Linked DNA regions of Homo sapiens: regions 2 and 3 are each linked to region 1. Evidence: chromatin contacts called from ENCODE Hi-C or POLR2A ChIA-PET data. All regions are on one chromosome and are shown on one strand. The core of a region is the stretch at or near the end of the contact, and the rest is flanking DNA. Distances in the headings are between cores, read along the strand shown.

Evidence for each region. A loop is a pair of places that touch in the nucleus more often than their neighbours do. ChIA-PET counts read pairs that join two places held with the same protein, here RNA polymerase II (POLR2A). Pooled maps may share reads with other maps.
Region 2: a loop to region 1 is called in a map with no recorded cell type, with 3 times the contacts of the local background. The contact joins the promoter of F2RL3 here to the promoter of BABAM1 in region 1. A Hi-C loop is called at or near these places in 1 of 168 maps with a recorded cell type or tissue (endothelial cell of umbilical vein), 12 of 37 single-sample maps with no recorded cell type and 10 of 50 pooled maps. POLR2A ChIA-PET finds 5 or more read pairs at or near these places in 1 of 52 experiments (H1).
Region 3: a loop to region 1 is called in a pooled map, with 4 times the contacts of the local background. The contact joins the promoter of MAP1S here to the promoter of BABAM1 in region 1. A Hi-C loop is called at or near these places in 1 of 50 pooled maps. POLR2A ChIA-PET finds 5 or more read pairs at or near these places in 2 of 52 experiments (WTC11 and activated CD4-positive, alpha-beta T cell).

Annotation. Positions count from the first base shown.
Region 1 is chr19:17,265,993-17,268,692 of GRCh38, forward strand. BABAM1 (BRISC and BRCA1 A complex member 1) reads left to right here and starts at 1,451. Exons shown (of 9, transcript NM_014173.4): 1 at 1,451-1,535. RefSeq lists enhancers at 501-960, 1,221-1,720, 1,228-1,939.
Region 2 is chr19:16,887,686-16,890,385 of GRCh38, forward strand. It overlaps F2RL3 (F2R like thrombin or trypsin receptor 3), which reads left to right and starts at 1,314. Exons shown (of 2, transcript NM_003950.4): 1 at 1,314-1,613; 2 at 1,888-2,700. The coding sequence starts at 1,505. RefSeq lists an enhancer at 1,989-2,588.
Region 3 is chr19:17,718,193-17,720,900 of GRCh38, forward strand. It overlaps MAP1S (microtubule associated protein 1S), which reads left to right and starts at 1,288. Exons shown (of 7, transcript NM_018174.6): 1 at 1,288-1,428. The coding sequence starts at 1,311. RefSeq lists a silencer at 1,470-1,519 and enhancers at 1,870-1,939, 2,330-2,479.

The DNA.
Region 1 (2,700 bases), core at 201-2,700:
AGCTAATTTTTTGTATTTTTAGTAGAGACGGGGTTTCACCATATTGGCCAGGCTGATCTCTAACTCCTGACCTCGTGATCCACCCACCTCAGCCTCCCAAAATGCTGGGATTATAGGTGTGAGCCACTGCCCCCAACTCCTCAGTTGTTTTTTTTTTTTTGAGGGTCAAAGAAGCCGGCCACATTGGCCAGGCTCTAATTCGAGAATAGCCGGAGGGGCTGTGTAAGGTGAGCTTTGAAGCATAAAGAACTTGCCAGAAAAGCAACAGGAGGAACAGCATTCCAGGCAGAAGGAACTTCCTGGGCAAAGGCTTAGAGCCTTCAAAGAGCCGCTCTAGGTGACACAGCGAGACTCCATCTCAAAAAAACAAAAACAAAAACGAAAAAAAAAAACACAACAAAAACCCAGCTCTACTAAAAATACTATATATATCTCAGCCGGGCCTGGTGGTGCATGCCTGTAATCCCAGCTACTTGGGAGGCTGAGGCAGGAGAATTGCTCGATCCCTGGAGGTGGAGGTTGCAGTGAGCCGAGATTGAGCCACTGCACTCCAGCCTGGGCGACAGAGCAAGACTCTTGTCTCAAAAAAATAAAAATAAATAAATAAATACTTCTGGGGCTAAGGGGGAAGTGTGCACTAAGAAGACAACGGCAGCCTGGGCGACAGAGTGAGACTCCATCTAAAAAATAAAAATAAAAAAAAAAGGAAGGAAGCCTAGGGTAGTCTGATGCGGTGGTCCTCGCCTGTAGTCCCAGCTACTTGAGCGATCGCTTGGCTGTAGTGACTAGCCATGATCGCGTGACTGCAGTCTAGTTTGGGCGACAGAGCGATACCCTGTCTCTAAAAATAAGAAAAAAAAAAGCCATGAAAAAAGAGGTAGGCTTGAAATAGGCCCGACTTAGCTTCGCTCCACCTACAGTGACCCAATAAGACCAGAGTAAGTATTTTTTGATTCATGCAAATATATGTAAAATAAGGAACAAGAATTAAGTAATTGGGAAGGGCCCTGGATGCTCAGGCCACACCCACATGGGAATACCTGCCCCACATGGAGGCTCAGGCCAGCTCCACCAATCACCAATCAGCTCCTCCTCTTTCCCTAAATCGGCCTTCTCCGTCCCTCTTAGCCTATCACATTGCAAGCTCCACCTCTATTCCACGTTTCAGCCTATCACGGTAGAAGCACTGACTATTGTAGTCTGATTCGGCCAAAAACAAAAATTCACTAATTTTTTTAATCCAATCACATTTCATACTTTGCTCCAGTGTAGCCAATCACATTCCAGGTCCCGCCGCACCCAGCTCCAGGCAGCTCTCACTCCAAACCCCACCCCCAACCCAGTTTCAGCCTATCAGTTTCCAAGTTCTTTCTAGCCTCAACCAGTTTCTGTCTCTGCTTGTTCTGCAGCCCGCTGAACTACATTTCCCAGGAGGCGTCGGGGCTGCGCCGTACAACTTCCGGCTGTAAAGATGGCGGCTTCCTAGTGAGTCGGCGGCTGATTTAGAAGGAGGTTCAGGCTACGGTGAGCCGAAGGTGGGTGGTGAAAGCGTGTGGGGCCCGTTCCTAGGGGCCCAGCTCCCTTTGCCCCAAGAGATCCAGCTCCTCGCCTTTCCTGGGGCTTCCGCCTTTATTTCTGGTTTCTCCTGCAGTGTAGCCTCCATCCTTCTTGCTGCCGCTAAAGCCTTGTTTTTCTTAGAGGTGTGGGGACTGCAAGGCGCTCAAAGACCATCTTGGGAAGCCCGTGCCTATTTCCCAGATAGACAAACTGCTCCATTCGCGTCCTGTTTCTCTCCAAGGGGAACCACAGTACTAATATTTTGCTTCTCCCTCATGCAGACACCCGCTAGGGACGAGGGTGTCCTAGAGGTTATTATTCCCTTATTCACCAAGACATTTTCAGTTTTAGGTAACAGAAAACCCTACTCAATCTGGCTTAAGGAAGAAAAGGAAGTTGGTGGCTTATAGATTGGGTCTAACAGGAGCTGGGTCCAGGTGGTCAGAATTCGATCTGCAGTTTTCTCGGTGGAGACCATTTCGCTTTTTACCGAGGCAAAAGGGGCCCCTCACAGCTCTCAACTTTATTCTACCAGCTCTGCAACTCTAATGAGAGTCTCTTTTCCTTGATGACACTGCTAGAAGTTGCAGAGCTGCCACTCAATGGCCTGATTTGGGTCATGTGCCCATCCCTGAGCCATTTTCAGTGGCCAGAGAGCTGGGATGTGCTCACTGGCCGAGTAGGGGCATGGGGCTAGCACTACGTTAAAAAAAAAAAGAGGAAAAAAGAGGGGGGACTGTTATCTTATGTCGGAGTGGCTGCTCGGCTGAGAGGTGTAAAAGGCAGCCATTCTGCAGCTGAGGAAAGTGACTCCCTAAGAGGAGTGACTCATCATCAGTAAGCGGCTCATCGCCCCTCTTCCTTCTTAGTAACCAATCTTTTTTTTTTTTTTTTTTTTGAGACGGAGTTTCGCTCTTTTTGCCCAGGATGGAGTGCAGTGGCGGGATCTCGGCTCACCGCAGCCTCCCCTCCCGGGTTCAAGCGATTCTCCTGCCTCAGCCTCCCGAGTAGCTGGGATTATCCGCATGCGCCACCACGCCCGGCTAATTTTGTATTTTTAGTTGAGACGGGGTTTCTCCATGTTGGTCAGGCTGGTCTCGAACTTCCAACCTCAGGTGATCCACCTGCCTCGGCCTCCCAAAG
Region 2 (2,700 bases), core at 64-2,563, 380 kb before region 1:
TGCTCAAGTGTGTGATGAGATTAGGGCTCCCCCAGGCAGGAAACGGCCACATTGGACCCCTCCCTCCCCCATCCCTAGTTCATTTTATTTTCCCCAATCCTCATGGCTCCCAACTAGGCCCTCCTGCTCCCAGACCCCCCCAAGCCCTGTCCCCCATCCCCTGTAGCCCAGCGCTGAGCACACTGGGGCCAGAACCACCCATACCAGACTCCCCCAGGGCACGACGGGTTGAGGCCTCTCTGAGGCAGGGAGGGACAACACTGAGGGGCCTTGTGCAGAAGAGGGAAGGGGTACCCCCCCGAGCTTCAGTTTCTTCATCTGCCCGATGAGCCCCCATCCAATGGTACCCAGGAGTGGGGATGTGCTGGGGCTAGAGGAGGGAGGCCCCCTGGAGGCTGGCTTGGGGACCCTTCAACCTGGCCACCTCACTCAGGGTCAGAGGTCAGAGCAGGCGAGCCACACACCCCGAAGTCCCCCCGGTCCTCGGCAGGTGCTGTCCCCAGCATCACTGTCTCCCCTACAGATGCCCGTGTGTCCCCTGGGCAAGAGTGAAGTGAGGCACTCATACAGGGGTGCCTTGTGAGTATGGGGTCAGCCGAGGATGCTGAGGGGCTCTCGAGGTTCAGCCAGAGTCCCTGACGCTGGGCTCGTGCTGCTCTGGGGGTCTGAAGGGACCCTCGCTATTACCCTCTGGGAGGCGCCCATCCTTGGTTTTTTTTTTTTTTTTTGCCGAGTCTCGCTCTGTTGCCCAGGCTGGAGTGCAGTGGCAAGATCTCGGCTCACTGCAACCTCCACCTCCTGGGTTCAAGCAATTCTCCCACCTCAGCCTCCTGAGTAGCTGGGACCACAGGCATCTGCCACCAAGCCCAGCTAATTTTTGTATTTTTATGAGAGATGGGGTTTCTCCATGTTGGTCAGGCCGGTCTCAAACTCCCAACCTCAGGTGATTTGCCTGCCTTGGCCTCCCAAAATGTTGGGATTACAGCCGTGAGCCACCGTGCCTGGCCTAGCAGGGCTCTTCTTATCCTGCTCACCAGAGATAGGAAGTCGGGGGGTGACTTCAGGAAAGGCCCAGAGCCCGTGATGGGCGTGGGGATTGGGGTGAGGACAGGGCTGTCGTGAGAACAGTGGCTGCAGATGTGAGCGGCTGGCAGGAAGTGGCCACTTGAACCGCAGATGCTTCCTGGGCTGGTCAGGGACCGGGGGTGCTGGCTGCAGCTGGGACCCCCCCCCCTGCATCTTGCTGGCCTGGCACCTGGGTCCCTGGGAGGCGCCACACTGGATATAGCCACGTGGGGCAGCCCGGTCTCCATAACCCACACTCCAGTCCTCCCACGGGCTGGCTGGCAAGCGGCCCTGGTGGGTCTGCGGGGGCAGGGGCAGCCTTCCTGGTTTATCTCTACCGGCGCGATCTGCTCGTCCGCCTCGGCTCCAGAAGCTGGGGCTCAGGGTCCGGCGAGGCAGGAAGCCTGAGGCCACAGCCCAGAGCAGCCTGAGTGCAGTCATGTGGGGGCGACTGCTCCTGTGGCCCCTGGTGCTGGGGTTCAGCCTGTCTGGCGGCACCCAGACCCCCAGCGTCTACGACGAGAGCGGGAGCACCGGAGGTGGTGATGGTGAGTGGTCCTGGCTTTGGGGTGCAGAGATGGGGTTACATCAGAGATGGAGCTGGGGGCCCGGAGCTGGGGAGGGGGAGGCCGGGAAGTTGCGGGCTTCAGCCCAGCCCACTCTGTATCCCGTCTCTGACCCCATAGGGCTGGGCTATTCCCTTGAGTGTCATGTCCAGCTGTTTCCCACCAGGGCAGACCCCAGGCTCTGAGCACCTCCCTCCCTGCTGCTTCTCGTCACCTGCCGAGGCAGGGGCTGACTGAGGTCCCCTCTCTCTCCCAGACAGCACGCCCTCAATCCTGCCTGCCCCCCGCGGCTACCCAGGCCAAGTCTGTGCCAATGACAGTGACACCCTGGAGCTCCCGGACAGCTCACGGGCACTGCTTCTGGGCTGGGTGCCCACCAGGCTGGTGCCCGCCCTCTATGGGCTGGTCCTGGTGGTGGGGCTGCCGGCCAATGGGCTGGCGCTGTGGGTGCTGGCCACGCAGGCACCTCGGCTGCCCTCCACCATGCTGCTGATGAACCTCGCGGCTGCTGACCTCCTGCTGGCCCTGGCGCTGCCCCCGCGGATCGCCTACCACCTGCGTGGCCAGCGCTGGCCCTTCGGGGAGGCCGCCTGCCGCCTGGCCACGGCCGCACTCTATGGTCACATGTATGGCTCAGTGCTGCTGCTGGCCGCCGTCAGCCTGGATCGCTACCTGGCCCTGGTGCACCCGCTGCGGGCCCGCGCCCTGCGTGGCCGGCGCCTGGCCCTTGGACTCTGCATGGCTGCTTGGCTCATGGCGGCCGCCCTGGCACTGCCCCTGACACTGCAGCGGCAGACCTTCCGGCTGGCGCGCTCCGATCGCGTGCTCTGCCATGACGCGCTGCCCCTGGACGCACAGGCCTCCCACTGGCAACCGGCCTTCACCTGCCTGGCGCTGTTGGGCTGTTTCCTGCCCCTGCTGGCCATGCTGCTGTGCTACGGGGCCACCCTGCACACGCTGGCGGCCAGCGGCCGGCGCTACGGCCACGCGCTGAGGCTGACCGCAGTGGTGCTGGCCTCCGCCGTGGCCTTCTTCGTGCCCAGCAACCTGCTGCTGCTGCTGCATTACT
Region 3 (2,708 bases), core at 38-2,537, 450 kb after region 1:
CCACTACCCTTCAGCCTGGGCGACAGAGCGAGACTCTGTCTCTAAAAGAAAAGAAAAGAAAAGAAAAGAAAAGAAAAGAAAAGAAAAGAAAAGAAAAGAAACCTCATCTCTACTAAAATACAAAAATTAGCAGGGCATGGTGGCGGACACCTATAATCCCGCTACTTGGGAGGCTGAGGCAAGGGAATCGCTTGAACCCGGGAGGCAGAGGTTGCAGTGAGCTGAGATTGTGCCATTGCACTCCAGCCTGGGCGGCAGAATGAGACTCCATCTCAAGAAAAGGAAAGGAGAGGAGAGGAGAGGGGAGAGGAGGGGAGGGGAGGGGAGGGAGAGGAAGGGAGGGGAGGGGAGGAGAGGAGAGGAGAGGGGAGAGAAGGGGAGGGGAGGGGAGAAGAGGAGAGGAGGGGAGGGGAGGAGAGGAGAAGAGAGGGGAGGAAAGGAAAGAAAAGCCTAAAGAGGATTATCTGGGGAGAGAGAGGTACCCATGTGCGCAACGCAGGCAGTCCCTTGCACAGGCTGGATCTAGAGTAAGACCCACTTGGGTTCAAACCTGCTCTACCACTTACAGGCCTGGTGACTTCATCCCTCCAAATCTCAGTTTCCTCTTCTTTCCTCTGAAAGTGACCACAGTAACTGTGCCTACTCATCTGTGCCTACATACAAGCACAAAACTCATCGCTTTGTGCTTGTATGTAATGAGCTAATGCAATAAAATACCTGGCGCACAGGAGGTGCAGAATAAGTGTTGCCCTGTTCCAGGCAGGCCCAGAGTGCTCCGGTTGTGTCCCAAACACACATGTACTTTCTTACCTCTAAAACTTTGCACCTGCTGTAAACTTCTGCCTCACCAGCTCTTGCCCCACCACCCACAAGGCAAACTCCTACACATCCCTTAAAGCCCTACCTACAAGATAGATTTCTTTTCTCTGTTCAAGCCCTGACCTAGAGAGCTGGGAGCATCCATAGGCACCGGGTTCTGATGCGGCCTACTGTCATGTGATGTGAGTTCCTGGAGGGCAGGAGTTCTGACCTACATGCAGCAGGCACGCAATCAAAGCTTGTTCAATGAAAAAAAAAATGAATGAATGGTCACTTGGGAGAGGCGGCTCCCAAGCGGACACCCAGGAGTCGGCCAACCCCTTTAACGCCCGCATCCCCTGCTCTCCACGACCTCAAAGGGCCTGTAAGTGGTCGACAAAAAGGGGCGGGGATGCGGTGGTTCCGGGCGGGGTCTTCAGCCCTTCCGGTGCGGCCCCTTTAAGAGGCGGGGCCTGCGGGGCGGGCGCCGAGAACGCCGGGGCGGCCCGAAGATGGCGGCGGTGGCTGGATCTGGGGCTGCCGCGGCTCCGAGCTCACTGCTCCTCGTGGTGGGCAGCGAGTTCGGGAGCCCGGGGCTCCTCACCTACGTCCTGGAGGAGCTCGAAAGAGGTCGGGCTGGCCTGGGGGCCCGCGGGAGCCCGGGAGGCGGGCCCGTTCGCGCGTCTGGGCCCGGGGCCGGCGGGGTGGGGCGGCGGCGGCGGCGGCGGCGGGACCCGGGCTCCGGGGCGGGGGTCGCGGGCCTGGGGCTGGGTCCCCTTCACCGTTAGGCGCACGACGCGGGCAAAGGCGGGGTGCCCGTGGGTGCCCGCGGAGAAAGTGGCATCCGGGCCTGGGCTGGGCAGGGCTGCCCCGCCCCAACTCCGGGTGAAGATAGGGGAGGGGACACGGGCCTGGGCTTGGGGACCCTTGCAGTTGGACCACGGCTCCGCTTCCCGCCTGACTGGCCTGCCCGGGGGTAGGGCCTGGGGTCGCTTTGGATCTCCAGGTCTTAGCAGCTTAGATAGAGATCTCCCGGAGGGAGAAGCAGATATGGGGGAGGCTGGGCCTGGAGCCCCGGGGCCCGCTTTCTGTTGCCTCACAAGGAGCTGCTAATTGGGGTGTGGGCGGGTGCGGCCTGCCCTGGGGATTTGGCACCTAGGGAGGTGAGTCATAGGCGCACCTGCCAGGTTCACCTGCAGCCACTTGGCTCAGTGGGACTGGCGGGCGTGATGCGCCCGTGGGTGGAGATGGGTGTTCATCCCCCATCCCTCGGAGCATCTGGACCTGGCGTTTCATTGCATGTAAAATGGGACAGGAACACGCACCTCGGTTCATGTGCTTGAGGAGTGTTTAGTGAGCACCTGCTATGCGCCAGGCCTTTGGGCAGTGGACACAGGGATATGGCCGGGATGATAGACAGGTTCAGCCCTGCCAACACAGGTCTGGTTTGGGGATGGACCCAAAGCGAGTGAGGAGATGGAACAAGCTTCCAGCTCACATGGTGTCAGGAAGGATGAGAAGGCTGCAAGGGACTGAGAGGACAGTCAGTCTTAGCACCCGAAGGTGCTGAGGGGGAAGGGCCCCCTGGCCAGTAGGAACAGGTGGGGGCGGCAGGGGGATGGACTTCCAGGCAGGGGAAACAGCTGTTGCAAGGGCGGTGAGTGGAAACGGGTCTGGCAGGGCATAGGAGCAGCGAGGAGGTGGAGATGGAGGAGGTGGAGGCTTTGTTGCTGATGAATCTTGTGTGTAAAATGATGAGGTGTGCTCTGGGTCCCCTGGCTCAGCTGCAGCGAGACCTGAAGGTGTTGGGTACTTCTGAGTCTCCAAGCTGTGAGTGAAGGGAGGAGGCTGGGGCGCTCCCCACCCACGGGGTGCTAATTATTGAAATATTCTGGGAGCTGGGGGGCCCG